6 separate regions of the Homo sapiens genome follow, and all the other regions are linked to region 4. The links are chromatin contacts, found by Hi-C or POLR2A ChIA-PET in ENCODE. All regions are on one chromosome and are shown on one strand. Each heading gives the region's core, a stretch centred on a gene start or an enhancer-like site at or near the end of the contact. The rest is flanking DNA. Distances are from core to core; before and after follow the strand shown. Region 1 overlaps HEMK1 (HemK methyltransferase 1, mitochondrial release factors N(5)-glutamine). Region 2 holds the start of SFMBT1 (Scm like with four mbt domains 1). Region 3 holds the start of PBRM1 (polybromo 1). Region 4 holds the start of TEX264 (testis expressed 264, ER-phagy receptor). Region 5 holds the start of CACNA2D2 (calcium voltage-gated channel auxiliary subunit alpha2delta 2). Region 6 holds the start of GNAI2 (G protein subunit alpha i2).

Region 1 (2,761 bases), core at 5-2,504, 1.1 Mb before region 4:
TGGCTCACGCCTGTAATCCCAGCTACTTGAGAGGCTGAGGCAGGAGAATCGCTTGAAACCGAGAGGCAGATGTTGCAGTGAGCCAAGATCACGCCATTGTACTCCCACCCAGGCAACAAGAGCAAAACTCTGTCTCAAAAATAATAATAATAGGCCAGGCGCAGTAGCTCACGTTTGTAATCCCAGCACTTTGGGAGGCCAAGGATCACAAGGTTAGGAGTTCAAGACCAGCCTGGCCAACACAGTGAAACCCCGTCTACTAAAAATACAAAAATTAGCTGGGTGTGGTGGTGGACACCTGTAATCCCAGCTACTCGGGAGGCTGAAGCAGGAGAATTGCTTGAACCCGGGAGGCAGAGATTGCAGTGAGCCAAGATCATGCCACTGCACTCCAGCCTGGGCGACAGAGCTAGACTCCATCTCAAAAAAAAAAATTTAAAAATAATAATTTTAAAAAAATGTTTTAAAAATGAAAGAAAAGGAAGAAGGGAGGAGGAAGCCAGAAAGAAAGGGGCCGTGCAGGGTGGCTCACACTTGTAATCCCAGCACTTTGGGAGGCTGAAGCAGGCAGATCACCCGAGCTCAGGAGTTCAAGACCAGCCTGGCCAACATGGTGAAACCCTGTCTCTACTAAAAATACAAAAATTAGCTGGGCATGGTGGCTCATGCCTGTAATTCCAGCTACTCGGGAGGCTGAGGCAGGAGAATCGCTTGAACCCGGAAGGCGGAGGTTGCAGTGAGCTGAGATCACCTCACTACCCTCTAGCGTGGGCGACAGCAAGACTGTTTCAAAAAAAAAAAAGAGGAAGAGTGAAAGGATGGACGAAAGGAACTCCTGTGGGGTGGGGCATCTGGGGCACTTGATGCCCCACGTGACCATTCCCTTCCCGGAGGTCTGCCCCAACTGCTCCAGCCCCCATAGCCTGAGGCTCCCGGCACCTCCCACCCAGCATCTGTCACAGCAAATCAATCTGGGCCACATGCTCCTGAAAGGTCCTTGGGAGCCCCACCAGGCTCCAGTGTGGTTGCCCCAAGTACTCCATGAGTAGACATGGGCTAGGGACTTACCCAGGCCCTTGGTGGTGCCTCCAAGGGTGGAAAGACTGGGGGACCCTGTGCCCCTGAAAGCCCAGAGTTTCACTGTTTCTGGGTACCTTCATTTCTGGGAACTAACTGTGCTTTGGAAAGAGAGAAATGAGAAGCAAAACCCTAGGGCCCCAGTATCACCCCTCCTTTCTGTCTTCCTTCCGCTTAGTCACAGCCAAGAGCTCAGTACCTCAGCCTCCCTTAGGGCCACTAGGTGGGGCAGAATACAAGGTCAGGCGAGGACACAGCATCTGGGACGAGTCCTTTCCTGCCAACAGCCTCCGTGAGGGGTCCTAGGATTGCTGAGGGCTGAGACCACCTTCCCAAAGTTGGGGAAGGGGTAACTGAGGCTGTCATCTGGCCTGTCTCACCTGTCTTACCTGCAGGCCCATCATTCCTGCACAGTCATTTATTAGGCACCAACTGTAAGCCAGGCCCAGGAGGTTGGATGGTTCAGGTGGGGCCCTGGCCTTGCAGAACTCATGGACTTGCACATAGACTCCTCCTGACAGGCCCCTCATGAGTAGCTGGGTCCTTACGATTTTTCTGGTCAGCAGTGGGGAGCCGTGGGAGGCATTAGGCTCTGGGGAAGCCAAGCAACATCACATGTACACAGCATAGAGACTCACACACCCTTGCACAGGCACCCACACGTACGTGTATGTTCATGGGCGTGGGCCTTGAGCACCGGGTCCCGTGAGCCACTGCACCTGGCCAACTGGGTCCATGTCCATAATCATAGGTGTCCACGCAGGGCCTCCCTTGGATGGGGGAGCTCCAGGCTCTGGAAACCAAGCCAGGGTTGCATGCATGCACGTGTGTGTGTGTGTGTGTGTGTGTGTGTGTGTGTTTGTGTGTGTGTGGTGTTACTCTGCCTCAGAGGCCCAACCACTGCCTCCAAGTCATGGGAGCGCAGAGCCCATGTAAGCTCAAACACTGCCCCATGTCATAGAAAAGAGGGCCAAAGATGGGGCTGGGCGTGGTGGCTCACTCCTGTAATCCTAGCACTTTGGGAGGCTGAGTCGGGTGGATCACGAGGTCAGGAGATCGAGACCATCCTGACTAACACGGTGAAACCCTGTCTCTACTAAAAATACAAAAAAATTAGCTGGGCGTAGTGGCGGGTGCCTATAATCCCAGCTACTCAGGAGGCTGAGGCAGGAGAATGGCCTGAACCCGGGAGGCGGAGCTTGCCGTGAGCGGAGATTGCACCACTGCACTCCAGCCTGGACGACAGAGTGAGACTCCGCATCAGAAAAAAAAAAAAAAGAAAGAAAAGAGAGCCAAAGCTCAGAGAGGGCCCATGACTTGCCCAGTGTCACACAGCAAGGTGAGGCAGGTCTGGGAGGGAAATGAACCAGACCTTATCCACATCCCTGACCTTTTTGGCTTCATGCTTGGAGCTTGGCACCCCCTGAGAACCACACTCCGTTGACCTCTGGGAAATGGAGGCTGGTGATTCTCCCAGCAAACCCGCCTGGGAACTAACCACAGGCTCCTCCCAGCTTTCACTAACCAACCCCAGGATTTCCAATACCGGTGCTTTGCTTAGCTGTACTGGGCACCTGGAACTCATTCTCCCTGCCACCCTCCCTCCCTGATTCCTTGAATAAAATTCAGCCTTCCAAATTTTACTCAAATGCTTCTACTTTCTCTGACCCTCTGGAACTTTCCC
Region 2 (2,700 bases), core at 69-2,568, 1.4 Mb after region 4:
ACAGGACTCAAAAACACCACTTGGGACCATCAACCAGTGCTGCTTCGGGCGACCCGCTGGGAACACCCCCACCTGACCCAAGCGTCCACCACTCCTTGAGCACAAGCTCTGGGGGTGACCTGTGCCTGCCGGCTTAGTTTTAGACCCTACGGGAACAGCTGACATCTTGTGAAAAACTTAGCATAACGTACATCCTTTCCGCGGGAATTTATTTCTGTTCGCACAAGGCGTTTCTGCTCCGCACAGAGCAGGCCTTGCTTCCCAGGACGCCGCTCGCCCCTCCACAGCCTCCTTTTCAGCGTCCAAAATCGGACTTTAGGAACAGAAATCGAAACGGTCGCGGACCTCCCGAGCGGCAGGTCGGGGCGCTGCCGGGTCGGCGCGGGGTCCAGCGGCGGTGCCCGGCGGGCCGCGGCGCGGGAGAGGCCCGCTCACTTCACAACGGCGGCCCGGAGCCACCGGTTGCGGCGGCCACTAGACGCTCCGCCACCGCGCAGCGACCGCCCGGGCCCTCCGAAGTTCCGACCGGCCGCGCGCCCGGCCCCAGCTGCGGGTTCGCGCCCCGCCCGGAGCGAGCCCGGGGGGCGGGTCCGCGGGGGCTCGGCGGGCGGAGCGCGGGGCGCGCGCGGGGAGGGGCGCGCGGCGGGCCCGGCGCGCCGGGGAACTTGGGCGCCCGCCACTGCCGCCGCCCGGCCACTTTCCTTTCACGCCTCCCGCGGGCTGACGCGCGCCGCGCTGCCTGCCAGGGGCTGACGGCCGCCGCCGCTCTCCGCCGCGGCGAGGCGCCCAGGCGCGCCCCTGCAGCCGGCCGGCCGGCGCGCGGGACCGCGGGGCCGCGCGCGGGCGCCGCGCTCCCCCCGCCCCGCCCCCGCCCCCAACGTGCCGCCGCCGCCGCCCGTTGGCGCCTCAGCCCGCGCGCCCGCCGGCGCCCGGCGGTTTCCCGTTGGCAAAGTTGCGCGGCCGCTTCGAAGGGGACGCCGTACGGTCCCCCGCCCCGGCGCCGCCGCCGCCCCTCCAGGCCGCCGCGCGGGAAGGCCCAGCCGGTGGCCCCGCTTTTTTACCTGCCCGGAGTTTTCGCGCGCGCGCTCGCTCGATCGCTCGCTTTTCCCCCTCTCGCGCTCGTTTTCTTTCTTTCTTTCCGTCTTTTCGCTCCCCCGCGCGGAAGCTTTTTCCTCCCGTGCTGCCCGCGCTCGCCCGCTCGCGCCCTCCTTCCTGCTGGGTTCGGCGGAGCGGGGCGGCCGGCAGCTCTCCCCGCCCCCCTCCACCCGCGCTCCGGCGGAGGCGGCGGCGGCGCTCCGCGCTCCGACTCATTCCAATATGGCACGGACGCAGGGCGCATGCGCCCGCGCCCCCCCACCCCCAGCTCCGCGGTCCTCCAGGCAGCCTGCGCCCCTCGCGCCGCGCCCGTGGAGCTCCCGGGCCCGGCTGCCCCGCTCCCGCCCCAGCGCCATCCCTCCTGGCTGGGGCCGCGCGGGAGGCAAGGACTCCGCGGGCTGGTGTGCCGGGGGTCCGGCGCCGCGGGCCACCCACGCCCCCAGCCAGCAACTCGGCGCGGACGGCCCCGAGGCCGTGGCGCAGGACACGCGGCGGCGCCTCGGGCCCCCGACGGCGCTGTGGCCCCGAGCGGAACGGCCCGGAAGAGGAGACGCGTCCCCGGGAACCCAGTGCCCGCCCTGGCCCAGCCCCGATCCAGCCTGCGCCTCACCTCGGGTTGTAGACAGAGCGGCGGGGATCCCAGAGGGGTTCGCGGGTCGGACCTGGAGTACCGGCCCGGCGAAGCGCGCCGCTGTCGCCCGCACGTGACTGGCTCGGACAAGATGGCATGAGCGGAGAAGCGGCCGGATCCCAGATGCGCGCGTGCCGCCGCCGCGGGCACTGCGCCCGTTTGCCTGCCCCTCGTCGGGGATCGGGCGCTCCCTCTGAGACCTGAAAGGGCACCCAAGTGCCCCCTGTCTGCGAAGTCCGGCGCGGGCCCTTCGGCGCCCCCGATGTCTCTAGGCTTCCGCAGGAGGCGCCCTGTAAATCTTGAGTCTTCCTGCAGCGAGGGGGCACAGGACAGCTGCGAATTGGGACGAACGAGCCCAGAGCCCCGGGAAGGATCAGAACCTCGAAGGCGGCTTCAAGTCGGCCCCGCAGCCCGAGGTGACCGTGGGCGGTTACGTTGCCCGAGCTCGCCCCCTCCTCCTGAGCGCAGGTGCCCGTGGGACATACACCCGCCCACCTGCTCCGGAAAGTTCCCTCCAGAAGGGAGTTCCCGCGCCACCGAGACCCGGGAGCTCCCGATCAGACTCCCAGGCCGTGAAAGGCGTTATCGGACAGGGCCCAGAGGCGCCCCCACAGCAAGAAGAAAGTCTGGGGTTCTCACCGTGTGCCAGGTGCGAGCTCAAGCCACCTCCCTCAACCGCTCTGAGAAATATCCCACTTCACAAACTTGCTCAAAGTCACGCTGCTGGCTGGATTTGAATCCAGATTTTTTTTAGCACCACTGAAAAAACAATATGACAACCGGAGAAAGAAAAATCTAAAAAGAATACAGTAATCCATATTGTTACAAAGAAATGCAACTTTTCACGACATGAAACATATATATACTGTGTATAGTTGCAACCACACTTTTTTTGTTACTACTTTCACTACCATTTTTATTTGTTCACGATTCATTTTTAAGGTGTGCAGGTGTCCTTAACTATTCACTCAGCC
Region 3 (2,719 bases), core at 163-2,662, 1.0 Mb after region 4:
AAAAAACACCTATAAACCTACTTCCAAGAAAAAAACCACTCTTAACGTTGTCATTCGGTTTTTGGTATTTATGCCTTAGTTACCTATTATTTTTTACCAAAATGTTAACAAACCACATATATTATTCTACAGCCTGTGTTTTAGTGAAGGTTCTTCCAAGTCAACATTCTTCCTCATGATGTTTGATGACTTGATAGTAATCTATCATATAGATACACCACAATTTACTTATCTTGGGAATTTTGGTAGGATATTAACATTTGAGGTATTTTGTACATTCCCAAAGCCAAAGAAAGCGGTCAAGGCCCTTCCATTCATCCACACATAAACTCTTTATTGTTTTAATTTGAAACACCTCTTCAAAACATATTTTCCAATCTTCCATTTTGGAGCTCAAAATCAAATATGGGCGACCTGTAAGTAATAAAGCAAAAATTATGCTACTCTTTTATGTGCATGAGTCCAATTTGCACTTTTTGGGGAAAAGCACATAGCCAAATGGAGAAAAAAATAATACCTAAAATTATTTGTCAAGAATCCTGTGTTGGAAAGTAAGTTAATTAAAACAATTCACCCCAACATACGCTTCTATAATTATTGTAAGAATTTCTATATCCACTATACCGTGTACTTATTTTTCAGGGCTTTTTCTATATTTTTGCAACTCTTTCTTCCCCTTTAAATTAAAACTTATTATAATAACAAAACTGTGCTTCCCCAAACCAAGAAATATACACAGTTCCCAAAATCCCGGATTCTTTGTGGTGTTGAGAAGCTGAAATATCTGGCCTCTACTATAAATACAAGTCCCATTGATTAAAATACCCGGAAAAAATACGGAAAGAAAATCACTAAGAGTTTGTGTCGAACCGTCAAGAAACCACAACAAAAAAAAGAGGCCCTGAGCAACGGAGGAAATGAAGGACTTTCCCGACCTGTCACTGGTATTGGGGACTGAGGGAAACGTTGACAGCTTTGAAGCTGCCCCGCGACGAGCGGGAAAGAGGAGCGCGGGGAGTTTCCGACCCGTAGTGCGCCTTTGTCCCTGCCGGCAGGTGCGACAAGGCTACTGGGCCCATCCGGAGGCCAGCCGCCGCGCCCCGCCCAACCCCGCGCGCCCGGCCCGACCCGCGCGTCCCCACGGCCGGGGCGGGGCTTCCGCCGCGGCTCCCGCCCGCCCGGGCCCACACAAAGGCCCGGCAGCTGACCAAGGGGGAGCGGCCCCACCCGCCCTGGGCCCGGCCTTACCCAGCCGCTCCGCCGCCTGCAGCCCCGGCCGCGGTCACCGACCGCCGCGCCCCGCCCCGTGGCCGCCACGGCTGCTGCTATTGCTCCTCCGGCCGCGGCCGCTGCCGTCGCTTCGGCACCCGCCGCCCTCACCTCCCTTACCCCTCCCGGTGCCGCCGCAAAACCAGTCCCGCGGCCGCCAAGCGATCCCTGCTCCGCGCGACACTGCGTGCCCGCGCACGCAGAGAGGCGGTGACGCACTTTACGGCGGCAGCGTAAGTGCGTGACGCTCGTCAGTGGCTTCAGTTCACACGTGGCGCCAGCGGAGGCAGGTTGATGTGTTTGTGCTTCCTTCTACAGCCAATATGAAAAGGCCTAGTAAGTGGGGTCGGGAGGCGGGCGTGGAGGGACCCACGTCTGGAAGTTGCTGCAGCCACCACGACGCTCTTCTACGGCTACGGCTTTGTCTCTGCTGGTATGGGGGTGGGAGCCTACGCGTAGGCCTTGGCCCTATTTCCTGGTAGAACCGAGAGTTGGAAGTCCCTACGGCGATCATGTTAACCGCGCGGGCTCATTCTGCGGAACGAAGCCGGGCAGAGGGTGGGGAAGACTAGGCTAGATTTTCGTAAGGAAGCAGCGTCTGAGCCAGGTTTGAGGCCCAATATTTTCTTTCCGTGGCCACGTGCAGACTGGCCCAGGTGAGAGCTGAGAATCGCCTCCCAGACTCAGTGTTCCTCTCCTGCCTTATGATTCGTGCTGTTTGACACGAAGTGGTTGTCGTTTTGTGTCTCATACGCTGTTGTGTATGATCCCATTCTAATATTGTGAGGGTAAGTGCAGGGAATTTTGACTCCATTCTGGATCTACTGAATTTAATTCTCTGGGATTTGAAAGTAGCACGTATGTTTGCATTAGGCATTTCGCATTAGACTTAACGTTAGGTTTGGTAGCCAATAACACAAGAAAAGGATATAACTCCATAGTGCGTTAACCCAGAACTAATCATTTGGGTTAACAGATTTGTGATGTGTTTCTTTGTAGAGTTAAAGAAAGCAAGTAAACGCATGACCTGCCATAAGCGGTATAAAATCCAAAAAAAGGTAAGTGTAGTGCTTGAGAGAGCTGTACCAAACACATTGCTAAACTGATTTTGCCCTGTTCCTTTGCGGGAAAGTCTGGGTTAATGTGATTTGGTTTTGGGAAATGGCATTGGATAGACTGACCATGGGCACAAGCTCTTAGGCATCAGGAGTGCAGCTGTGAGAAAGTGCAGTGATTTGGTGATAAGTCTCTAAATTTGTTCAGCATGTTAATCTCTGCATAGAGAGCCTTCTAGTTACAATTTCTTGCTGTTTTATACTTACATATGCATTACTTTGTAAGATTCCAATTAAAGCTCCATTTTCCTAGGACATTTTATAGGCATAACTAAATTGCAGCCAGATTGGTTTCTCACTTGAATTCTGCTTAAGTATAAAGATATTTTTGTAAG
Region 4 (2,700 bases), core at 78-2,577:
CACTGGCCCAGCCCGGAGTGCCTGTGAGGGGCCAGCTGCCTGTTCTGCCAGTTTGCCTAGAGGGCTGGGACAGGCTTGGCCCTGTGGATAAGGTTCAAACTCCCCTGCCTGCGGAAGGAAGAATGTGAAGCAGAGGGAAAGGAAGCTGGGATTTTGACTGTCTCTGTGTGCCCAGCCTGCTCTTTGCTGGTGCAGTAGTGGGATCCACAAGGTGAACCACCCTGTGACTGCTGACTTTTCCCACCACCACCTTCGTGGTGTTCCCATCTGCTGGATCCCCCTCCCAAACATCAGTCCTTGTCAGGATACCAAAGTAGCTCTTGGCCTCGCCGGTCTTGTAGCCAAGCTTATGAGCATAGTTGTCACCTTCCCCACCTCCCACCAAAAGTCCGGGATTTTCACGAGGGGAGCGTTTTATCTTTGGGCCCCTAGAAGAGTGCTTTGTAGTTTGTAGGTCCTCAGAAATTTGAGGTGAAGATTGAACCAATCATCAAGGAGCTTACACTTGACGTGGGAATCACGTAAGTTACCGCTAAACCACAAAGGTAGACCAGCCTCCCACAGCCACAACCTGGGCACTGAGGGAGGAGCCTGGAAGAAGGGCATTCCCATGGAACGTGAACTCCAGGAGGGCAGAACCTTGGTTTTGTTCACTCTATCCCCAGCCCCTAGAACTGTCCTGGCAAGGAGTAATAATAAGTGTTGGATGGATGAATATACTCACGGAAGTGGGAATGGGTGGGTGGAGGCAGGAAGCAGATATTTGCGCTATGCAGAAGTTGGATCCACCAGTTTCTTCCGCGAGCCCAGACTGGGCTTCAGCTTCCTCACCTATGCCTTTCTTGGTTCCCAAGTCTGTTGCGAAGCCACAGTGAGAGAAAGTGGCAGGACTAAAGGTGGTACAAATGCCAGAGGCTGATACTGCTGTGCTGCGCCTCCCTAGGCTGTACAAATTCTCCTCAGCCCCAGCTCCCTGGTCCCCAGCCTGGCCCTCTACTGCGGGCCACTGGGCTGCCTCCCGTACCCGAGCCTGGGCCAGGCTGTCACTGTGGTGCTCCTGCCAACCCAGATGCCCTGGGGTGTTGCTAAATCAACCTCAGCAACCGGATAGTTTGTTGGAGGCGGGAAGGTACGCCGTGGGTTCCGCCGCAGCCAGCGCTGGGGCTAGGCACACGCCCGTTGCCATGGAGACGGGGCGGGGCAGGCCTCCGCCCTCCGGGTCCCGCGCGCACGCGCCCACGGCCACGGCCATGTCCCGCCGCGAGAGGGGGCGGAGCGAGCGTGCGCGGCGGGCGCGCGCAGGCTCCGTAACCGAACCCTGAGCCGCCTGCGCGGATCGGCGTCCGCAGCGGGCGGCTGCTGAGGTGAGGGCCGGGCCAGAGGAGAGGCATACCCACTGGGGCGTAGGTCTGGGACTCCCCCTGTCCGCCCTGGCGCGACCTCAGGACTCTCCGTGTCCCCTCCGTGACCCCCGCGGCCCGGGCCGCTCTTTGCATCTTGTCTTGCCCACAGCTGGCCTCGGCCAGGTCCGAGGGCCTGGATGCGACCTTGGGGCAGCCCCTACTCTTCCGGGCAGCCCACTTCCGCGGCCACCGGTGCAGGGCATGCCCCGGGGCCGTGGAGGTGAGGGAAAGAGGCGCGAGTCGCGTTTTAACTCCGCCCCCGTCCCCCAAGGCCGCGCCTCGCAGCCTGGGCTGCAAACTTTAGCGTCCTTTAAGTTACAGACGTGCGTGGGGCTCCGTGAGGAGGTGGGCGAAGAGAAAGGCTCTGAGTAAATAGGCAAGGCCCGGGGTGAGCAGGGGCTGGAATCCGAAAGTGGGAGGCGGCGGCCCCCCACCCTCCATAGTCCTTCCGCCCTCTGCTAGCACCGAAGTTTAGCCCAGGACGGGGGCCGTTTAAGGGCCCGGCCCTCCGCCGCCGCGCACGTGAGCGGCACCAGGAAGCTGGCTGGGCGCAGCCTTCCCTGAGGCTCGCTGGCACCGGCCGCACGCGTCCATCCCGGGCCTCTGAGCGGAGGGGGAGCCGAGGCTAGAGGGAGGGCGCAGTCTGCCCAAGGTCAGCGGCAGCGGCAGTTTCTGGGCGCCAAGTGTGATTGGAGTACTCCAGGAAGAGGGGCGTGACCAGAGCTCTAGCGAAGAGACCTGACATTGTAAAGCTAGGTTTGGCTTCTGATTTCCACAGGGGGTTTGAGAATGGGACGAGGGTGCTTTAGAGGGACCGGTAGGCTTTCCCTGAGGACGGTAATCAGGGCATGATGGTTGGCTCAGTGGTTATTTCCTGGGCAGGGGTGACTGTTCTTTCAGCTCCCAGCACTGGAGCGCTCGGCCCCTGCCGCACTGGATGCCAGCAGTTACTAAAAGTGAGCCTGGCATTTCAGGTGAGCTCCCAGACCTTCTTCCTTTTCTCTTGAATATAGGGGAAATTCACGTTACCTCTCCACGTGCCGACCAAGGCTCTGAGACCCCCAGGTGGGTTTTCTTCCCCCCCGCCGTTTTCTGAGCAGTTTGGGAAGTGAGAGGAAGAGAAAGGTAGATACTAAGTTTCCTTGAGGAGACAGGAAGTGTTCAGCTGAGATGGCAGATCAGGGTGAGGGCTTGTCATTCCCAAGGCAAGTGGGGGCCTAGATGCTGAGAGTTTTCCAGCTTTGGGCTCAGAGATGTCCAACAAGGATTTAATGCTTCAGGCGTTTTGGAAGCCAGT
Region 5 (2,802 bases), core at 129-2,628, 1.2 Mb before region 4:
GTGGCTCCTCAGACCCGGAGACAGATAACAGAAGCAAGGTGGTCACCGTGCCCCAAAGGGGGTCTGGGCACTGACATAGGGCTGAAGCACAGTGTCAGGAAACTGATACGTCCTAAAGGCCACATGCACTGAACATCCACTCCCAGCCCCAGACACATCTGGCTAAGCTCACCCGTAGGAGGCAGCCCGAGTTTGCTGGCTCTTGGGGAGGAGGAGAAGGCTCAGAAGGACCAAAAAACCTGCGGAGGCTGGCAGAGCCAGGAGAAGCTATTACTCTGTTGGCAGCAGCAGCAGGCGCAGGCAGGGGTCCTTCCCACCATTCACCTTCTGCCCGGACCCCAACGCCTTCACCTCCCAACTGGGCTCTCCAGGGTACTCTCTCCTCAGGTGGAGGGGGGCCAAGAACAGGGGACACTGCCTCTGTGGCACTGGCCACAGCAAGAAGGTGCTCGCATCATCAGCATACAGCTCCCCACTAAAGGAAAAGGCCCTTGAAGGCAGGTGTGGAGATGTCCCTCACCTCTGGCTGTAAAGCGCCGGATTCCCACCAGGGAGGGAACGTGGGGCAGATGCGCGGCTCCAACTCCGCCGGACAGGGGTCGCTGGCCGCCCCTCTCACCCAACCCGGGTTTCCCTCTCACCGGGTCAGCGGCAGGGGAATCAGCTGACAAGCTCGGACCGCCCCCCCCCAACTCCTCCCGGGGCTTGAAGATCTTGCCTTGCCTCATTCGGGGGATTTGGGGGAAGCAGGGGCACCGCGGGGAAGTTTCGCGACGCAGCCAGAGCGCCGGGACCGCGGCTGCCAGCCTTCGGGGCTTGGGGCCGTCGCCCCCGGGCGCAGCGGGCAGCCGGACCCAGCGCCTCTGCCCTGGCGCGGAGCGCAGGGAAGGAGTAGCGCGGACCGGGGGCAGAGCGGGGCGCAAGGCTCGGCCGGGGTCTCGCGGCCGGCCGAGGCCACTTACGTGTGCTGCTGGGGGAAGCTGTAGGCAGAGGCGCCGGGGGCGGCGAGCAGCGGTAGAAGCGGCAGCAGCAGCCACAGCGGGCGCGGGGGCCCGGACGTCGGGCGCCGGGTGCCGGGGCCAGGGTGGGGGCCGCAGCCGGGCCAGGGGCGCGCAGTCCGCGCTGGGCCGGGCCGAGAGGCGCCGCAGGTCCGAGCCGGCACCGCCATGTTTCCATTCAAGATGCGGCGCCGCGGGGAGGGGGGGCAGTGGCGGCGGCGGCGGCGGCGGCGGGGTTGGGGGGGCGCGGGCGGCGGGCGGTAACTCGGCCTCTCCTCCGCCGCCGCCTTCTCCGCGAGGGGCCTCCGGGGCTGCACGGGCCGCAGCGCCTCTGCGGGCTGCGCGCTGCTATCTCCCTGCAGCGCTGGCTCCAAGCGCTCTGAGCGCCCGGCCCGGGACCTGCGCTCAAATAGCAGCCGCCGCCAACCTGCCGGCACCGCCCTCTTCTCTCCCTCCCTCCCTCTCTCTTCCCGGGCTGGCCCGCCCCCGCGCGCCCCCGCCGCGGCCACGCGCCCACCCGTGCCCGCGCGCCTCTCGTCCCCGCGCAGCCCGAATCCTGCCCTACTGGCTCGGGCGTCCTGCGCCCCAGCTGCTACCCGAGCGCCCCGGGTGCGCCCCCGCCCCCACACCTCAGACCCTGCCGCTCCTCCCCACCCCACCCGCGGGAAGAGTCCCGGGCCCCGCGGCCCAAGGCAGGAGCATATGTGACCCTTTTGGGGGCTCGACCTTCAACAGGCTTAAGGCCTAGAGTCACAGGTTTAATGGTGGAGTGACAGCTTCAGCGGAGACCAGAAAAGGAGGCATGCTGAACTTACAGCCCCCGTGGCTCTAGCTATCTTTAAGATTTCTCTCTGTCGGGGGCTTGCACGCCCGGCTGCTGGCAGAAAGGGCCTGGACCTCCTGGTTCCCTAAGCGGAAACCTGGGCACGGCTGTACGGTTGTGGGGGGCTGGGGACGGCAGGATGCAGCCCTCTGCAGCCACTCGCTTCGCTTCCCTGGGCTGAACAGGCACTGTGTGCAGGCCTGTCCCAAGCCCCAGTTCCCGGAGTTTGCACAGCCTCTGTTTAGATTCTTCCAGAGCCAGGAAGCTCATCTCTGCACAACCCAGTCCTTTCTGTCCTGGAGGCCCCTGGCTCTTCCCTGCTGTGGGCAGAAGACTGGGGCTGGTGTCAACCTTGACTCCACAGCTTGTGGCCCTTTCAGAGCCTCAGTGTCCTCGCTTGTGAATGCTTGTGTGGGTGCCCACTCCCATTTCCAGGATGAAGTGAGAATGGGGAGAATCTCTTGGTAAACTGAAGCATTCACAATGAGGGGAGACCATCCCTAGGATTCTACTGAAGTTACCCTGGAACCCAGCTCTGCCTCTGGTGCAGATAGGATGAGAGAATGCTCCCCACCAACTTGACACAGGGCAGGACCCCCTCAGCAATAACTGCCCACAGACCTGGCCTATCACGAGGAATGAGGGATAGTAACCAGCTGGGCAGGATGGTTCGGAAATGTCCAGATGCCCCACCTCATGGTATCAGTGGCTCTCCTATCACCCACTCACAAGTCAGCCCAAGGAGGGCTTGCAGTTGAAAGGGAATAGTAGCCCCTGGACTGAAAAGGGTAGGGGTAGGGGCTGGAAATAGGGCCTAGGACAGCCTTCCCTTGCTGCCTAGTCCTGCCTTGGCTTCTCCAATCCCAGCAAACCAGGGCTTGACAGGGAACAGTTTCCTTCATTTCTTGAAGTGTCCTCCTCCCTTGACCTGAATGAGCCTTCAGGGGCCAGACAGGTTTGCCAGCAGATCCCAAACCATGA
Region 6 (2,700 bases), core at 31-2,530, 1.4 Mb before region 4:
CCTGGCCATAGGGTTGCAGCCATTGCCCAGTGGGGACAGGCCACAGGAGGGTGGGATGTGGGATCATGGCCACCTCCAGACGTGGACAGGCCATGGAAGAGACAGGTCATAAGATCATGGCCACTTTTGTTTCTAGAAGTCCAGTGGCAACTTCTTCCTCTTTCTTCCCTCCCAACCCCCTCACCCTGCCTGCCCGCCCTCCTCTCTTCCTCCCTCTCCACCCTCTCATCCTCTCTCCCTTTCTCCCTTGGGTCCTGATTGCCTGGTCCCAGATTGGAGTCCAGGATGGCTGCCTGCCGAAGAATGCCTCCCGGTAGATTGGGGAAGGATGGATATGAGAAGCCACCCAGCTAAAGGAGACAGCCTAGGCAAAGGTGTAAAGATGGAAACCAATTTTTTTTTTTTTTTTTGAGACGGAGTCTTGCTCTGTCGCCCAAGCTGGAGTGCAATGAATGGCGCGATCTCGGCTCACTGCAACCTCCGCCACCCGGGTTGAAGCAGTTCTCCCGCCTCAGCCTCCTGAGCAGGTGGGATTACAGGCGCCCACGACCACGCCCGGGTAATTTTTGTATTTTTAGTAGAGATGGGGTTTCACCATGTTGGCCAGGCTGGTCTAGAACTCCTGACCTCAAGTGATCTGCCCGCCTCGGCCTCCTAAAGTGCTGGGATTACTGGCGTGAGCCACTGCGCCCGGCCTTTTTTTTTCCTTTTTCGACTAGCTGCAACCCAGAGGGAGAAGGCGGTAAACCCGCCTTAAGACTGAGAAAACCGCAGTCCAGAAAGGCTCCCGAGTTCGTAGATCCCAAAACAAGTTTACTGGACTCATTAACTTTAACAAATGACAAAGACACGCCTCCTCCACCTAACTCGCCCAACTCGCAGAAGCTCAGAGGGCTGGTTCCTGCTCTGCCCTCGAGGGCACCGGATCCCCACCCTCGGGTTAACAGATCCGCCCTCCCGGCTGTCCAGCAACAGAGCTCCCGGCGCTCCGCACCCAATCACAGCCCGGTCCCGCCTGCAGCCCGCCCAGTGCCGGGTCCCGGGGTTTGGAACCACCCCTATTGCCTTTTCTCCGCGTGGCCCCGCCTGCAGCCCAGGCCCGAGCCTGGGCTGCGCCTAACTTCCCCCTTCGCTCCGCCCTCGAGCCAATCAACAGCCTCTAATCTCCTCTGGCCCCGCCTGCAAGCCCGCCCCGGCCCAGTCACAGGCTTGGTTCGCCCAGGCCCCACCCCCGGCCCGCCCCGCCGTCGGTGCGCGGCGGTAGGGAAGGCGCCTCCCGCAGTCGCTCGGAACTGCCGACCCGAGTGCTTCCCGCAGAGGGCTGGTGGTGGGAGCGGAGTGGGTCGGGCGGGGCCGAGCCGGGCCGTGGGCCGTGTGGGGGCCGGGCGGCGGCCGGGCCGGCGGACGGCGGGATGGGCTGCACCGTGAGCGCCGAGGACAAGGCGGCGGCCGAGCGCTCTAAGATGATCGACAAGAACCTGCGGGAGGACGGAGAGAAGGCGGCGCGGGAGGTGAAGTTGCTGCTGTTGGGTGAGGCCGCGTCCCGCACTGGGATCCTTGATTCCCAGCTCGAATCCCCAGACAAGGACTTTGACCTCCCAGACTAGGGCTTCAAACTCCCAGACCCGGGCTGTCTGGGACCCCACACCTGGGCCAGGACCAGGGTTGAAAACTCTAGATTGGACTAGACCTTTGATCCTGCCCAGACTCTAGACCAGACCCCTGTCTCATCCCAGACCCCAGACCTCCAAATCCAGTCAACAGTGCCCCAACACCCGCGGTCCAGTGCCCTGCTTGGCCATCCCCCCTTGCTAACTAGCTTCACAGAACTTCAGAGCCCCGCCATCCTTCCCTACACTTTGCCCAAACCCCCAGGATGCCCGCCACTTGTTCCCCAACCCTCAGGCTCCGCTTGTTTTCCTCACCTGCGCCTTTTATTCCTATTGGGCATGAGCATCCCGCGGGGCCCCTGCCAGGCCCCCCACCCACTCCCTCCTTCTCCTTCTGTGCCCCATCCCTAGTCTGGAATCTGTATCCTCCACCTGTGCACTCTGACCCAAGGAACCTCTCGAGTGGGAAACTGCTCTTGAGCCCCATCTCCAGCTGGAACCCCTTCAGCGAGCCCTGCTCCCTGCTTCCTGCCCTCCAGATCCTTCTCTGCAGGCATCACTCCCGAAACCCTCTGCTGATCCTCCCCTAAGTCCTCTTACACTCTGGCCTTCCCCAGATCCCTCCACCCTTCCTGCACCAAGTGGGCTGGGCTAGGAGGCGGGAGCCCTGGGTTGGAGAGGGCCTAGGCTGCCTTATGCAGAACCCCCACGGGGCTGGATTGAGGCTCCACTGGTCACGCTGGGGGAGGGGGCCAGGCCTCAGGCTTCCCAAGGAGGCTCTATGTTTTCCAGTTTCGAAGGCCAGTCTGGGAAGTAGGAGAGAGAGTGGAGGAGTTAGGGTTGTGGCCGCCTCCAAGGCCAGAAAAGATGGTGGCTGCTAGAGGAGTGGGGGGAAGTGGAAGTGGTGAGACAGCCGACATATTGCTGCCCCTGCGGGTGAGCCCAGGAGATCTGCTAGTAGGTGCTGGGCTGCCCACACCCCTTCTGGGCTGCAAGGCCTGGGATGTAGCCTCTGAGAGTTGGGGGGCTTGTTGGATCTTGGGACCCTGTGAAGGGGGATGGTGGACTAGCTGAATGAGGAGTTGAGGGG

Evidence for each region. Hi-C counts contacts between places; a loop is a spot of excess contacts on that map. ChIA-PET counts read pairs that join two places held with the same protein, here RNA polymerase II (POLR2A). Pooled maps may share reads with other maps.
Region 1: a loop to region 4 is called in a pooled map, with 5 times the contacts of the local background. The contact joins the enhancer-like site here to the promoter of TEX264 in region 4. A Hi-C loop is called at or near these places in 8 of 50 pooled maps. POLR2A ChIA-PET finds 5 or more read pairs at or near these places in 2 of 52 experiments (HepG2 and naive thymus-derived CD8-positive, alpha-beta T cell).
Region 2: a loop to region 4 is called in a pooled map, with 10 times the contacts of the local background. The contact joins the promoter of SFMBT1 here to the promoter of TEX264 in region 4. A Hi-C loop is called at or near these places in 9 of 50 pooled maps. POLR2A ChIA-PET finds 5 or more read pairs at or near these places in 3 of 52 experiments (CD4-positive, alpha-beta memory T cell, PC-9 and WTC11).
Region 3: a map of CD4-positive, alpha-beta T cell shows a loop between it and region 4 (25-fold over the local background). The contact joins the promoter of PBRM1 here to the promoter of TEX264 in region 4. A Hi-C loop is called at or near these places in 2 of 168 maps with a recorded cell type or tissue (CD4-positive, alpha-beta T cell and naive thymus-derived CD4-positive, alpha-beta T cell) and 9 of 50 pooled maps.
Region 5: a loop to region 4 is called in a map of CD8-positive, alpha-beta T cell, with 5 times the contacts of the local background. The contact joins the promoter of CACNA2D2 here to the promoter of TEX264 in region 4. A Hi-C loop is called at or near these places in 1 of 168 maps with a recorded cell type or tissue (CD8-positive, alpha-beta T cell) and 5 of 50 pooled maps. POLR2A ChIA-PET finds 5 or more read pairs at or near these places in 1 of 52 experiments (WTC11).
Region 6: a loop to region 4 is called in a map of naive thymus-derived CD4-positive, alpha-beta T cell, with 12 times the contacts of the local background. The contact joins the promoter of GNAI2 here to the promoter of TEX264 in region 4. A Hi-C loop is called at or near these places in 1 of 168 maps with a recorded cell type or tissue (naive thymus-derived CD4-positive, alpha-beta T cell) and 9 of 50 pooled maps. POLR2A ChIA-PET finds 5 or more read pairs at or near these places in 2 of 52 experiments (PC-9 and T-cell).

The regions. Positions count from the first base shown.
Region 1 is chr3:50,589,762-50,592,522 of GRCh38, forward strand. HEMK1 (HemK methyltransferase 1, mitochondrial release factors N(5)-glutamine) reads left to right here. Exons shown (of 11, transcript NM_016173.5): 11 at 1-2,761. Among named protein-coding and RNA genes, the nearest start is that of CISH, 21 kb to the right of the region's middle. RefSeq lists enhancers at 697-816, 827-886, 957-1,046, 1,067-1,176. Within about 2 kb of position 1,255, at least 15 of the 41 ENCODE cell types and tissues checked have a DNase peak (open chromatin) inside an H3K27ac peak, as active enhancers do.
Region 2 is chr3:53,044,755-53,047,454 of GRCh38, forward strand. It overlaps SFMBT1 (Scm like with four mbt domains 1), which reads right to left and starts at 1,319. Exons shown (of 21, transcript NM_016329.4): 1 at 1,062-1,319. RefSeq lists silencers at 358-647, 1,008-1,067, 1,168-1,487, 1,538-1,647 and enhancers at 1,635-2,136, 2,137-2,636.
Region 3 is chr3:52,684,501-52,687,219 of GRCh38, forward strand. It overlaps PBRM1 (polybromo 1), which reads right to left and starts at 1,413. Exons shown (of 32, transcript NM_001405607.1): 1 at 1,249-1,413. It overlaps GNL3 (G protein nucleolar 3), which reads left to right and starts at 1,532. Exons shown (of 15, transcript NM_014366.5): 1 at 1,532-1,605; 2 at 2,269-2,327. The coding sequence starts at 1,593. RefSeq lists silencers at 1,000-1,149, 1,220-1,369 and enhancers at 1,007-1,695, 1,690-1,759.
Region 4 is chr3:51,669,925-51,672,624 of GRCh38, forward strand. It overlaps TEX264 (testis expressed 264, ER-phagy receptor), which reads left to right and starts at 1,328. Exons shown (of 5, transcript NM_015926.6): 1 at 1,328-1,364. It overlaps LOC124906237 (a long non-coding RNA gene), which reads right to left and starts at 1,181. Exons shown (of 2, transcript XR_007095907.1): 1 at 725-1,181. RefSeq lists a silencer at 1,064-1,493.
Region 5 is chr3:50,502,256-50,505,057 of GRCh38, forward strand. CACNA2D2 (calcium voltage-gated channel auxiliary subunit alpha2delta 2) reads right to left here and starts at 1,379. Exons shown (of 38, transcript NM_006030.4): 1 at 963-1,379. The coding sequence starts at 1,168. RefSeq lists enhancers at 1,490-1,998, 1,999-2,507.
Region 6 is chr3:50,234,924-50,237,623 of GRCh38, forward strand. It overlaps GNAI2 (G protein subunit alpha i2), which reads left to right and starts at 1,281. Exons shown (of 9, transcript NM_002070.4): 1 at 1,281-1,530. The coding sequence starts at 1,413. RefSeq lists enhancers at 1-548, 549-1,159 and a silencer at 1,029-1,488.